2 separate regions of the Homo sapiens genome follow, and region 1 is linked to region 2. The links are chromatin contacts, found by Hi-C in ENCODE. All regions are on one chromosome and are shown on one strand. Each heading gives the region's core, a stretch centred on a gene start or an enhancer-like site at or near the end of the contact. The rest is flanking DNA. Distances are from core to core; before and after follow the strand shown.

What was found. A loop is a pair of places that touch in the nucleus more often than their neighbours do. Pooled maps may share reads with other maps.
Region 1: a map of naive thymus-derived CD4-positive, alpha-beta T cell shows a loop between it and region 2 (2.6-fold over the local background). The contact joins the enhancer-like site here to the promoter of ODF2L in region 2. A Hi-C loop is called at or near these places in 3 of 168 maps with a recorded cell type or tissue (B cell and naive thymus-derived CD4-positive, alpha-beta T cell), 2 of 37 single-sample maps with no recorded cell type and 11 of 50 pooled maps.

The regions. Positions count from the first base shown.
Region 1 is chr1:87,044,821-87,047,577 of GRCh38, forward strand. All of the region lies in intron 1 of HS2ST1 (heparan sulfate 2-O-sulfotransferase 1), which reads left to right. It also overlaps the pseudogene LOC100421465 and the pseudogene LOC100421468. Among named protein-coding and RNA genes, the nearest start is that of LINC01140, 84 kb to the right of the region's middle. RefSeq lists an enhancer at 217-316. Within about 2 kb of position 1,336, at least 2 of the 41 ENCODE cell types and tissues checked have a DNase peak (open chromatin) inside an H3K27ac peak, as active enhancers do; they include B cell, where a contact is called at or near this core.
Region 2 is chr1:86,395,049-86,397,831 of GRCh38, forward strand. ODF2L (outer dense fiber of sperm tails 2 like) reads right to left here and starts at 1,275. Exons shown (of 17, transcript NM_001366781.1): 1 at 985-1,275. RefSeq lists an enhancer at 1,200-1,249.

The DNA.
Region 1 (2,757 bases), core at 86-2,585, 650 kb after region 2:
AGTCACTGGTGTCCATTTTTTCCCCTTTGGAACAAAGGACATAACAAATAATCTGGTTCTGCCTAGATAAACTAAGTAGTAAGAGGGCTCTGTTTAGAGGCATTTCTGTTCAATCTAATGCTATGACATCATCCAGCTCTTCCTTCTGTTCTATACGTGACCTCTTTGCACTGAGATTCTCTTTCTCGTCTGATTTCCTCTTGCGGCTTCTCTCTTCTTCACTGACGTCAGCATTCTTTGAAGAATCTTCTTCATCCGAATCAACTGTGAGAACATCATCTTGCTCTTGAGCTGTGGAGGTGGAAGGCTGACCTCCATCATTACTGCCATTGGTTATGCTTTTGGCAGCATCTTCAGCTTGTTTTGGCCCCACTTTTTCTGGGGCATCACCAACACTTCAAATTCAACATCCTTTCCTAGGTCTTCACTATGAAGGATGTTGATCAATAAAGTATAGTCCTGGAGGAAGTAATCTGCTTGAAGCCAGCTGCAATTTCTCATTCCAAATTCTGACAACTTCTTGTGATTATTAGCTTCTGTCTCTCCCTTTTCAGAAGATATTAGGATTGTTCCTTTCCCATCTTCAATTTGGACATCTGGTGCTACCATAGCAAATTTTTGTTTCACTACCTTGTCTCGTAAGGTGAGAACAGTCACTTTATGGACATTCAGCCGTACAGTCACCTGGCTTGCTGGCACATATGTAACAATTGGGGTTGGGAGGATCCAGTGCACAAGGCACAAGAAACTTCTTTCTTGGATTTGCTTGTTTATTCAAAACAATTGTTCTGCAGTGGTCTATTTTTCCTGATAAGATCTTCAATCTTTCCAATACTGTCAACCCAGCAATCACTGCATTAGTAGTAGCAATAGCAGGAATAATATTCCCTGCCACTGATTTGATATCAAATCTACTCTTCATATTCATACTGAAAATATGCATCCTGAGGTTTGTAGCAGAGGTAACAAAATCCATTGCATATGGGTCATCCTTATCCCATGTGAGCTCAGCTCCATCCCCCTTTTCTGCTAAATGAACTCTCAGAGTCTCAGTGCTGTGAGCTCCTTAAGAACCTTGTGCTCACCGGCTTCTCCCACGTCGACCTGATTGATCTGGTTACTATTGATGTCAGCAACCTCAACAGTTTTTGTTTCAAAAGAAACATGTTGGAAGATCAAAGGCACAGGTTGCCAGGGAAAGTGCACTGCAGTTTTACCTGAAAGCTAATATGGTTGCCTACCATGACAGCATCATGAACCCTGACTATAATGTGGCATATTTTTGACAGTTTATATTGGTTATGAATGCTTTAGATAACAGAGCTGCCCAAAACCGTGTTAATAGAGTGTGCCTGGCAGCTGTTGTTCCTCTTATTGAAAGTGGAACTGCTGGGTATCTTGGACAAGTAACTACTATCAAAGAGGGTGTGACCAAGTGTTACGAATGTCATCCTAAGCCAACCCAGAGAACCTCTCCTGACTGTACAATTTGTAACACACCTTCAGAACCTATACATTGCATCTTTTGGGCAAAGTACTTAAGAAGTATCTCCTGACAGAGCTGACCCTGAAGCTGCCTGGGAACCAACAGAAGCCAAAGCCAGAGCTAGAACATTCTAATAAAGAAGGTGACATTAAACGTATTTCCACTAAGGAATGGGCTAAATCAACTGGATATAATCCAGTTAAACTTTTTACCAAGCTTTTTAAAGATGACATCAGGTATCTGTTGATAATGGACAAACTATGGCGGAAAAGGAAACCTCCAGTTCTGTTGGACTGGGCTGAAGTACAAAGTCAAGGAGAAGAAACGAATGCATCAGATCAACAGAATGAACCCCAGTTAGGCCTGAAAGACCGGCAGGTTCTAGATGTAAAAAGCTGTGCATGTCGATTTTATTTATTTTTGAGATGGAGTGTAGCTCTGTTGCCCAGGCTAGAGTGCAATGGTGCGATCTTGGCTCACTGCAACCTCCGCCTCCTGGGTTCAAGCAATTCTCCTGACTCCGCCTCCCAAGTAGCTGGGATTATAGGCACCCACCACGCCCAGCTGATTTTTGTATTTTTAGTAGAGACGGGCTTTCACCATATTGTCCAGGCTGGTCTCGAACTCCTGACCGCAGGTGATCCACCTGCCTTGGCCTCCCAAAGTGCTGGGATTACAGGCACAAGCCACTGCGCCCAGCCTATATGTTTAACTTTTTAAGAAATTGTCCAACTGTTTTCCATAATGGTTGTCTCATTTTATATTCCCACCAGCAGTTCATGAGAATTCCAGTTACTCCACATTCTTGACAAGTCTCGGTATGACCGGTCTTCAGTTTTAGCCATTCTTACAAATTTTTGTGTTATCTCATTGTAGTTTTCCTTTTATTTTCTCTAATGACAAACGTCTTTCATCTTCTTATCTGCATATCTCTTTTTTGGGGAAGTGTCCAAATCCTTAGTTCATTTAAAAAAATGGACTGGCTATTTTCTCATTAGGTTGTAAGATACACATTTTTTGTTGATATGATACAAATCTTTTGTTGGCTATACATTTCACAAATTTTTTTCCTTTATGTGGCTTTCCTTTTCATTTCTGTATCTTTTAATTTCAGTGAAGTCCACTATATTGATGTTTGTTTTTGTAGTTCTTGTTTACTGTGTCATATTTAAGAAATCTTTGCCAAACCTAAAATTACTAGGATTGTTTCTTCTATAAGTTTTATAATTTTAGCTCTTATATTTAGGTCTGTGATTCATTTTAAATTCATT
Region 2 (2,783 bases), core at 25-2,524:
TGGCCAGGATGGTCTCGATCTCCTAACCTCGTGATCCGCCCGCCTCGGCCTCCCAAAGTGCTGGGATTACAGGCGTGAGCCACCGCGCCCGGCCCGGTTTGTTTCTTTAACCTTAACTCAGTTGCACTTAAAACTCCAAGAACCTCATTCATTCAAAAACACTTGAAACCGTACTATGCGTTGCGTGATGAGGAAACTGTCTTCGAAATAGATTTTATCCCCAACAGCAGCCCCAGTATGGTTATTCTCAGTAAACAACAAGCACCACCACTCACTAACCACCTACATTCGGTGCCACCTTAATGGCCCTGCGTTTACTTAATCTCGTATTACAACCACCCCAAAGTGATGATTACTGTTACAGTTATCAGTAAGGAATCCAGGAAGGTTCAGTGACCTAGACAAGGCCACACAGCGGGTTCAGTGGCAGAGCTGGGACTGAACACAAGTCGGCCTTTAGCACTCTCCACGACCCTAGGTCAATCCCGCACTACAGGGGTCGCCTATAGGGGCTGGAACCTAGAGGAATCCTGGAGAAGGAATTATTTCCTGAGGATTCCTGTAATATACCTCACTTACGAAGCCCCCAGGGCTTCCTACAATCTGATATATCACATGATGGGCGATTAAAAACCAGCCCAATGATTAAGAGGTCACTATTTCTGAAAGAAATGCAACCATATCCAGGAACGGCCCGGTCAGGACTTCGTTCTGCACAAGCCCACCTCACGCTAACATTTGCCCTGATGTCCCGGGGACCACACCCTTCCTAAGAGTGAGTCTCGCCGCCCTTTTCCCAGGCCAGGTAGTCAGCCTGAGGGAGGTGGAGGGTTTGCGCGGAGGGGGCTGGGTGGGCGCGAGGGCCTTTTACTTCCGGGACCCACCACTGCCCTCACCTCCAGACCGCTAAGGGCTCCCGCGGTAAACGCCCAGCAGCAGCTAGGCTCCCCACAAAGTCGCCCCCAACCCAAAAGGCGTACTTACGCCCCCGCCGCTGCGTCCGCACGTCGTCGTGACGACAGCCCGCCGTCGCCGCGATATAAAAAAAGGGTCAGAGGCGCCACGGCTGCTGCAATGGAAACCGTGGCAATCCTTCTTGTGCTCTGAGTCGGCTAGGAGGGAGCGGGACGCAGGGGGCACTACAGTGGGTAGACTAGGAAGGAAGGCAAGGGACGCGAGGTGGGAACCAGGCGAATTCCTAGACCTGCTTGCCGCAGAAGAGTGCCCGCTCAAGTGGAACAAAAGCGCAGCTAGTAACCGGCTAGTGGCTTCTCTGGCAACGGCGGCCCCACCCCTCCCGTCAGGCCCGCAGCAGGCTGCCGATTGGTCCGGGTTAGGGACGGCGGGCAGCGCCTATAGCTATTGGAGAGGGTGAGGAACGGGGCAGGGAGGGCAGCTTCGTGTCTATCCTTGTTTCTCGGGTAAACATTTTTTTTTAAGCGTTTGTTTATGGACAAGGACAGCATTTGTGTACGTTACCGAAAATCATAACCGAGCCCAACTAGAAAAAAAGGAAATAAAGCCAATTCCGAGTTTTCTGGCGCTTGGCCTGGTTGTGCCCTGCTTTTGCTTTTTAAAGAGAAGATTTGAAAACGTGAAGGCAACTGCGACCGGAAGAAACCTCCTTTTAAATGTATAGTAGTATTTTTAGCTGAGATGCCTCCCTGGGCCTCAGGTTTTTTCCTGTTAAATGAGGAAGCCTGAGGATGTTCTGCAAGGTGCCTTCAGGGTCTCAAAGTCTTTCGTATCTGTGCCACAGCCAGCTGGTCTGGTTTATAAAGTCCTGAAGAAGCAAAGCAAGATTTTAATTGGAAAAATATCTTCATTCAATGCCTCTACTTAATATTCATGTTAAGAATCGTACACCAACCTATGAAGTTCACAAGTAGAGTAACTGTCAACTAAGCCATAACCGTGGCATGCTGCTACCTAAATAATTGGTTTCACTAAAGCACTCCAGCAATGTTTTTCCACCAGTACTGTAATTGTCCCTTTCATAATTTAAAGCGGGAGACAGAATTAGTAAATTTTTTAGTAAAGGGCCAGTGATATGGTTAGGCTCTGAGTCCCCGACCACATCCCATCTTGAATTGTAATCCCCATAATCCCCACGTGTCAAGAGAGAAACCAGGTGAAGGTAATTGAATCATGGGGGCAGTTCCATAATCCCCACGTGTCAAGAGAGAGACCAGATGAAGGTAATGGAATCATGGGGGCCGTTTACCCCCATGCTAGTGAGTTCTCAAGCTATCTGATGGTTTTGTAAGGGGCTCTTTCCCCTCCACTGGGCACTTCTCCTTAACGAAGAAGGTGTCCTGCTTCCCCTTCACCTTCCGTCATGATTGTAAGTTTCCTGAGGCCTCCCCAGCGACGCTGAACTGTGAGTCAATTAAACCCCTTTCCTTTATAAATTACCCAGTCTCAGGCAATTCTTTATAGCAGTATGAAAATGTGCTCATACAGCCAGATAATATTTTATTAATAGGTTTTGCAGGTCATATGGTCTCTGTGATACTATTTAACTCTGCCATTGTCTTACCAAGAAAAGCCATAGATGATACATAAACATAAACATATGAGCTCACTAAAGTACGTTTGTGTGCAGGATGCAACACTACAGTGTTGGGTAGAAATTGTGATTTCTATCTTCATGGCAACAAATGGGGACTAGAATGTAAAAATAGCAGGCAATGAAATAGAATAAAGATACTTGAATACAAATAATACTTCAAAATTAAAAAGCAACATTTTAGATAACCTGTTTGCAGAGGACAAACAGAAGG